Regions from separate parts of the Homo sapiens genome. Here region 2 is linked to region 1. A link is a loop called in an ENCODE intact Hi-C map of the cell type or tissue named here. Cell type or tissue: sigmoid colon. All regions are shown on one strand. Each heading gives the region's core, and the rest is flanking DNA. Links, peaks and the distances in the headings are about the cores only.

Region 1 (4,390 bases), core at 64-4,063:
TATTTTTATTTTTATTTTATTTTATTTTATTTTATTATTTTATTTTATTTTATTTTATTTTATTTTATTTTATTTTATTTTTTTTGAGACATAGTCTCACTCTGTCACCCAGGCTGGGGTGCAATGGTGTGATCTTGGCTCACTGCAACCTCCATCTCCCAGGTTCAAGCGATTCTCCTGCCTCAGCCTCCCAAATAGCTGGGATTACAGGTGTGCGCCACCATACCCGGCTAATTTTTTGTATTTTTGGTAGAGATGGGGTTTCACCGTGTTAGCCAGGATGGTCTCAATCTCCTGACCTCATGATCTGCCTGTCTCAGCCTCCCAAAGTGCTGGATTATAGGCGTAAGCCACCGCACTGGCCCTGTAACCTTTTATACCTGTGTGCCTATCCCTTAGGGGAGACCAAATAAGATAGAATTTGTTTTAAATGCTCAGAAATGGTTTCCAGGATGCCCAAATCCTTATTTTCCTTTGCTAATTCCCAATCCCTACTTGCTTTGGCCTCACATATTCCCCAGACTCTGTTGTTGCATCCCTGCTTAACCCTCTGTCCCCAGGACAAAGTGTGAAAGTCATGCATAGCTGACAACATGGCTCTTGGAGACCAGCCTCCGTCCATCCTCCTCTCTTGCCATTCTCCCATTCACAGCTCTAGTGAACCTGAATTTTGACTTGTTAGAAAGCACCAGGCTTTCTCTGGCCTCTGGGCTTTTGCACATGTTGGTTCTCCTGCCTGCTAACTCCTACTCATCCTTCAAATATCAGTTTAATGGCCACTTCCTCCAGGAATCCTTTTGCATTAGTCTGGGTGTCCCTGATCCAAGTCCTAGCAGTGCATTTTTTCCCCTCTACTGCAATTGACTCCTTGCTCATTTATGTCTCCCACTTGACTGAGCTCCACAAAGGTAGGGCCTTGCCTTTTTTGTTCTTTGGTATATTCCCAGCACCCAGCACAGTGCCTGATGTGTAGTGGGTGCTCAAAAAGCATTTGCTGCAGCAAGGAATAGTAGGTGGGTTTACGACAAATAAAAATGAGTGGGATTCTGCCTTAGTCATGTTGCCGAGAGCTCTTCTATTCATTGAGTGCTTATTAAGTCCCCTTGTGAGCCAGACTGTCCACTAAGCCCAGCAGCTCCTGGGCTGCAGACCTGCCTGCAGAGGTGTAGACATTGTGAGGCAGACGTCGTATCAAGCAGAGCAGGTAAGAGTGGGATGAGGCAGCCCTGGGTGCCTCAGCTCTGCTCCTGAGGCCTGACCTTAAACCCCTGCCACCCCCCAGCCTTTTTTCCTAAGCCCAGACTCTTTCACAGCCAGGCTGACCTTGGTCATTCCCAGCAGAGGTGTCTCTGTCATAGCCCAGGCCTTTGCCTGGTTTCTGTCTTATCTGTGGATTTCTTGAGCTGAGCAGCATTGGTGTAGGAGGAGACAGATGGGACCACACCCAGCTAATCCTGCAAGGAGCTCCAGCCTGGCTCTGGGAAGTCCTATTGGAATATTAATATTCTGAGGAGGAAGCCAGTGATTACATTTTAGACTTCCAAATGGGCTTAGTAAATAGGCTTTGCTGAGAGGTGGGACAGACAGCTGGACCAGCAAGCAGTAACGGTGAGCAGCAGCAAGTGGTGATTAAGGAAGAGATTTGCTCCCCAGAAAGGGAACTCTCCAGGAGCTGCTTCCTGGTGGGAGATCTTTTCAGTGAATTCATTTAGGCAGTTCTTGCCTTCCTGCAGAGGTAGAAGTCCCTGGGTGTTGCTTTTTACTGTTTCTCTCTCTCTCTCTCTCTGAAGACCAGAGAAGAAGAATATATCCAATGACAGGAGAGCACATACTCATAGGTGGGTGTCTGTTGAATAATTAATTCATTCATCCATCCATCCATCCATCCAACCATCCATCCATCCATCCATCCATCCATCCATCCATCCATCCATCCATCTATCCGTTCCCTCAATAATATATATCGTGCACCCTTTCTGTTGGGTTCTGAGGACACAGCAGCGAGGAAGATATTCATTTGTCTCTCCATTCTTTCCTCCACACCAGGATGTAGTCTGGGTCCAGAATATAAGTCAAAACACGTGCAGCTGCTCAGTTTGCCTCTATCAGACCCAGGTCACTTTCTCTGCCAAAGCCTGGCTAGCACAGTGGATATGTCACATGGACACAGGTTGGGATGGCCTGGCATTCTGACCATCTTTGTGTTCCCAGCACCATATCGCTAAAGGAAAGAACCCAAGGTGACATAGGGGCACCAGGTCCTCTGGATATTGCAGCAGTCTTCCCAGCTCGTGTGGTGCCTGGTGCAAATGAGAAACCAGAACTCCTTCCTGGAGACACATCACTGCCACCTGCTGGAAAATGCTTGCAGCAAATATTCGACTCTGCACGGCCACAGTGCGAATGGTGCCCCTTAGATTTGCCTATTGGGTCTAATGCCTATCTGTGTGGCCCTGGTCCACTGCTTAGAGTGATCAACTCTGTAGTCCCACAGGGCAGTGGCTGCTGCCAAATATCTCCAGAGAAAGGTGCAGTGTTATGCAAAGCCCCAAATACCTGACAAGCCAATATCTATCTGTTTGCTATTAGCACATATTTAAAAAGTTCTATTAGATGAAAGATAACTGAGGGTAGAAATTTATATGATTCCAAACTACATGTGAAAATCTGACAAATGCAAAGGTGGAAAGTGCTCTAAAAAGATCTCATTTTCCTTCTTTCTTTTTTGAAAAATTTTGAGATAGAATCCGCTCTGTCGCCCAGGCTGGAGTGCAATGGTGCGATAATGGTGCGATCTCAGCTCACTGCAACCGCTGCCTCCTGGGTTCAAGCAATTCTCCTGCCTCAGCTTCCCAAGTAGCTGTGATTACAGGCACGTGCCACCACACCCAGCTAATTTTTGTATTTTTAGTAGAGACGTGGTTTTGCTGTGTTGGCCAGGCTGGTCTTGAACTCCTGACCTCAAATGATCTACCTGCCTCAGCATCCCAAAGTGCTGGGATTACAGGCATGAGCCACCGGGCCTGGCCCTTTCCTTCTTTCTTATCTATATCTCTCCTCTACTCCAAGCTGGTGACAGATGGCATCACCACTCAGACAAATGCAAAACACTTGGCTAAAAACAATGCCCTACTCCTTGGCCCCCAGTACTCACACATTCTTTGGAGAAACTTTTCAAATATTTTTATTTGAGATTCATTGCCTTATAGTTTAAAGGATTAAATCCATTGCTTTGCTGACCACCTCCTCTGGGGACAAAGGCCTGAAACCCCTTTGTCCCCAGAGGAGGTGGTCACTAAAGCAATGGATTTAATCAGTAGGAAATGGAAACCTAGGTTTGCCTTAACGAATACCGAGGGCCTCTGTTTTCAACCCTACATGTGCTACAGTGTGCACAAAGGTGTACACACATTCATATGTGCATGCACACACTTGTTTGCACTTGTGTGTGCAGGTGTTGGGAGTAGGTGAGCCAGAGTCTAGCCTGGTGCCTCTTTCCCACTGCATCAATAAATGTGGGTTGATGAAAATGGTGACTGGGACCTTCCCCTCCCTGAGTTTTGCAGGTAAAATAAAGGTGTCAGTGCTGCATGATTTTACTGGCTACCCTGAACCCAGTGGTTTTGTAAAGTGATCGGCGAGTGTCCAGGAGCATGTCTCCGGGGTGGGTGGCTCCAGCTGCAAAGGCACACACCAGGCCCCCACATGGCAGGAAAGGGCTGGCCCAGGATCCTGAAACAGTCAGAACAACACATTCCCAGGCTGAGCATCCTTGCTCTGCTCTCCTTGGCCATGGGAATGCGGGGACTGGATCCCTTCAGCTGTGAAAGCTCTCGCTTGCTTTCTGCCTTCCCTTACATACATCATCTGTTCAATGCAGCTCAAGCTCCAAGCCAAAGCAGCTCTCAGCAAACATGCTGAGCCTGGTGGTGGGCATCAGATAGAGTCAAAACTGCTCGGGGGCAGTGCTGGCCACCTTGGCAGTGAGACATGCCAGGCCACATGCACAGAGGGCTCTGGGGAGGACCAGTGTGTTGTGATACTAAGAGTCAGAGGATGCTTCATCTGATCCTGGCTTGTATCCATCTATTGATCCATTCAGGTGCTGAATAAATGCTCATTAAGTCCCCTGTGTGTAGGCTTTGTGTTGTGGGCTGTGGGGGATACATAGATGAATGACACATGATTCCAGCCTGAAGAGCTTACACAAGCCACCCCAGCACAAATCCAAATGTGCTACTCAAATGCCACGGGGGTCTCAGGAAGCAGAGAGCACTCCCAGCTAGAGATTAGGAAAGGCCTCATAGGGAGCTGGCATTTAAGCTTGGATAATGGCTGGGATTTCAGCAGGTCTTGAGGATCTGCTGAGGACAAGAAGGAGGCGTTTCAG
Region 2 (4,390 bases), core at 87-4,086, 220 kb after region 1:
ACAATTGCTTGCTTCTTTCAAGGGCTTAGAGGTGGCAAGAGCTGGAGGAGCCTCAGAGATTGTCTAGTCTCACATACTCATCAGGTGCCAAAGGCACCTCAGTGGGAACTTGAAATAATGCTGTCACTGGATGGTCACAGTGCTATGGGCTTGGCCAGCAGATGTTGCCTTTGTGAAATGTGAAAAGGTGCCCTCTCTTGGGGGATGAAGCCCTGTGCCAGGATGTGCTGCTTGGTGAGTGCCAAGTAGGTGGAACTTATGCCCCCTCGCATCCCCTGGGCCCAGCACCCTTGCAGTGGGCAACCTGCAGTGGGCAAGTACACACAGCCATCCTGAAACATCTGAGCCCAGAGAGAAGTCCAAATCCTCAATGTGACCTACAGGTGATGTGCTAGCTGCCAAGTTTCAGCAAACATCAGTCTCCTCTCTCACTCACCTGGTACCCATGCTGGATTCCTTTGGCAGCTTCTTGCTGCTGCTGGGCCTTTTTGCACTGGTAGCTCGCTCTCCTTGGAACAGTCTTCCTGTTCTGACTGGGTAAACTGCTACTCATCCTACTGGTCTCAATGCACATGTTACTTCCTCATGGTAGCTTTCTCTGACCTCTCAGACTTGGGTAGGACCCTATCGTATATTCTCATGGCAAATCGTTAATTATCATTAATTAATGATTAATTATCGTTAATTACTGTGTATCCGGCCTCCCCGTGTTCACTCCTGGACTGGAAGCTCCGTGAAGGCTGGTACTATTTTGTTCATCACCGGATCTTTATCATCTGAAGCAGTGCCTGACACATGGTAGACACTCAATTAATAAGCTGCGCATGGTGGTAGGTGCCTATAGGGAGGCTGAGACAGGAGGATCACTTGAGCCCAGGAGTTCAGAGATGCAGTGCACTATGTTTGCACCTGTGAATAGCCACTGCACTCCAGACTGGGCACCATAGTGAGACCCTGTCTCTAAATAAATAAATCAATAAATATGTATTGCATAACTGAAAGGCCCTGCTCTGATTTCCTCCCTCGTCCTGTAGGAAGCTTGGGACAGGCTTTGGTAACAGGAATTTCAAAAGGATGATTTTCCCCAGCGTGAAAATCCTCATCTGGCATCTTGCATCTGATGCAGCTCTTCTATCCACTCCTCCCTGCCCCAAAGGGGCCACTGATTCAGATCCCAGGCATAGACTTGTAAGCTGTCTAATTTTTCCCATGATCTCTTGCCCTTTGCTCACTCAACAGTGTCCTGGGAAAGAAGTTTCTGGCTGCCTACGCACTGGGCTCAGGAAAACACAGAATTAGCACTGCCTCAACTTTTATTTTTAACCATTGATTGATCTTGGTTCCAGCAGATTTATTTTCAGCATAGGGCCTGTGGGCCGGTGCTAATTTACATGCCTAACTGCTCTCCAGGAGCTAAACCTCTCAAGCGATGTTCTGACACACCGGGCTTTGTCACCCTGACCCCTTCTCATCTCCTCTGGGGAAGGGATGGGAACTGCCCCTGCCAAATGCAGGGGGATCAGTCCTGGAATTCCATTACCTTCCCTGGGACTGAGACTTGGTTAAGGAGCTACATCCAGCCCTTACTCCTTCTGAATTCATCGCAGATCCAGATTATACTAGATTTAGATTCTATTTCTTTGTATTTTATTCCTCCAACTCATATTTATTGAGAACTTACTTTATAAGTACACAGAGCTAGACGCTAGACATGGAGGTGGGATGGGGAATGGAATTCCATGATGAGTTAATCTTTGCCCTGCCTCAAAGTCGAAATCCAGAGGAAAAAGATTGTGAGACAAGTGTTTAGAATCAATGTGATAAGTGCTAAGTAGAAATTTTGCACAAAGTTTTGCAGGGAGAGGGAAGCTAGTTAATCTTCTTAGAGACTTGTCAGGAAGGTGTCATTTTATTTACATTGCTTAGTGCAAATGTAATTTGCACTATGTCTCTGCAAGTCAAGATCTTGTAGGGATAGGAACATTCCAGGCAGAGGGAACAGCATGTGCAAAGGTATGGAGGCCAGAAGGCAGATGAGGAACTTGAGAAAGAGCCTGTTCAATGTGGCTAGAGCACAGAGTGCATGACAGCAAGTGGTGAAAGATGAAGTGGGAAAGAAAGGCCTCTCTGCTAGTCTGAGAACCTTATGATCACCTCTGCTTCTTTATGCACTGCCTACCTCTCTAAACAGACCGCATGGGCCTTGAGGGGCGGGACTGTGTTGCTGCTGCTGCCTTGTCACTGTCTCATAGCTCCAGGCTCAGCGCTGTAGGGGCAGTAGCCAAAGGAAGAGCCCAGGCCTGGCTGGGCTAGCAGGCAGGTCCTCCTGGAGCCAAAACAGATCCTCCCACGTGAAGTTTGAAAGGAAGCATCTTGCAGCTCCGTCTAATTACAGGGTAAGTGAGCGGGCCTCCCTCATGGTTAATTTGCTATGTGCCTTTATTGCCAGCAGAAGACAGATGACTCACGGAGGGTATTCCATATAGGCCTGCCAGTAATTGTCTTTATGACTTCATGAGCCTTTTATGGGCTCCACTGGGAAAGGTGTTTTATTTTTCTTCTTTTCACTCTCCATTTTCAGTCGGTAAATAACCAACTTTCTGAGAGCAGGAGGAATGTCAAGTTCAGGATGTAGGTAAAGCAATCCCAAGATAGGCCATGGCCATCAGAATGGAGGCTGGGGTCAAAGCAGAGGACAGAGAGAATGAGGACAAGTTGGCACGCTAAAGGGTACATGAAGGGGGTAATGCCCATCAGTGATTAATATACACATCATCAAAATTTAAACATGAATAAATGTTCCTTTGCAGCAGATTTACTTTCTCAATGATGCTTGGCTTAGATTAATGATAATGTGAGTTTATGTTTCCAAAGTATACACAGACTGTTCTGCTTGAAGGGCTGGGGGAAGGAGGTGGGAGTGGGTAGATGGGGAAGAAATTTGTGGTGTCCCAAAAGAGTGTTATGTGGGAGGATAGTCACAAGTACTTTATATTTAATTAGCATCTAGTCTCTCTCTATATGCAAGAGGTGCAACAGTGAGACATTTGTTTAAATAGAATGAGAATGGAGAATGGAAGGGTGTTGCATGTCAGTGGCACTCTGGAGCTGGCTAGCCCTGGTTTTCAAAAACCAGTTGTTACATTTTCAGGAATTTCATGAGCTGTTTTACTTCATGTTGGCAGTTTCAAACAAGCCATAGTGGGATTATTTACACCATGGTAATCGGCAAACACTGCAAAGCAGAGACCCACCCTCACTCGACCGGTTGGTAAACATTTATCCACATACCATTGTTGTCGCCTTCTATACCACTGAAGTGTTTAAGAGGGGGTGAAGGACCGCCTGACAGGATAAAAACTATGGGCTAATATTTATTGACCACTTACTAAGTGGCACGTACCATTCTAAGCACTTCACATGTATTTATTCATTAACCCTTTCAACTCCATGGGGTCGATGCTATTCTAGAGGCTAAAACTATACCCAGAAGGCTGAGACTTAAGAGACGGAGCCAGAAAGGATTATTAGCTTATATCCTCATTTCGTGGTTTTACAGATGAGAAAACTAAGAGCCAGAGAGGAGAAATGGCTTGGCCAAGGTCAGTGGCCTGGAGGTCTGTCTCCTGACTCCCCAAGCAGAGTCTGTTTCTCCTGCTCTTATTCTTCCAGCTTTCCATACTATAGTCCTGTTTAGATCCAGGCAAGAGCTGCACCTAAAGGCCTAAAAGAGGCAACCCCCAGGCCAGAGTCCATGGAATGAGTCCAGTGGGCTCTGTTTGTGTTGTTCCTATTGCCTCTGCTGCCATCGCTGGGGTCTGACTGCTCTCTGCTGCCCAAGTGCCATCCAGGGTTGCCTCTCCTTCCAGTTGCCATTGTCTGAGGGTCCCACTGGAAGCAACCGAGACTTCAGTCTCTCAGCAACCATCTGGAATAACAAGAAAAAATAAATAAAAATAAAAACCCAAGTCAGAGCTCTGCCTGTTAGCCCAGAGTCCTTAGCTGAGGGTGGAGGGGGTGAGCACAGGTGGGCTGAAACTCTCACAGCCCAGTGATTAGCCTGGAGAATTCACCGCTAACTGCATAGGAGCTCAAGGGGAGTCCAATGTGGAGCAGGGTTGGGAAAACGACTCTCCTCGGGAGCTGAGGCTCTGCCGCTTGCTTTGCTGATTGCTTTTGGTGTGAAAAATGTGGCCCGAGTCAAGGAAAAGAGACTCAAGATGAAAATCCCTTCAATTCTTAAATATATAGGTATATTCTAATGTAGACGGCATTCTAATATGGTAAACATTCCAATGTAGACTATAGGATCAGGTAGTCCCAGAGCTGAAAGGGCCTTCAAGAATGCTTTCCCCGCCTCCAGGCATCAGTGGGTGTTGCTGGCAGGCAG

Evidence for each region. Hi-C counts contacts between places; a loop is a spot of excess contacts. Peaks named below come from ENCODE experiments on the same cell type or tissue, not always from the same donor. Only the 100,000 strongest peaks of a DNase experiment are listed, where the experiment ranks them.
Region 2: a loop joins it to region 1, with 5 times the contacts of the local background. A loop is called at or near these places in 1 of 110 quality-filtered maps.

Annotation. Positions count from the first base shown.
Region 1 is chr11:116,452,195-116,456,584 of GRCh38, reverse strand. All of the region lies in intron 1 of LOC107987166 (a long non-coding RNA gene), which reads left to right. Among named protein-coding and RNA genes, the nearest start is that of LINC02151, 46 kb to the left of the region's middle. In sigmoid colon, for the core only: a CTCF peak has its summit at 2,358 (motif pointing left); a DNase peak (open chromatin) is centred at 2,344.
Region 2 is chr11:116,230,630-116,235,019 of GRCh38, reverse strand. No RefSeq gene overlaps it. Among named protein-coding and RNA genes, the nearest start is that of LINC02151, 270 kb to the left of the region's middle. RefSeq lists an enhancer at 1-172. In sigmoid colon, for the core only: no CTCF peak of the experiment used is centred there; a DNase peak (open chromatin) is centred at 2,309; H3K27ac peaks cover 329 bases.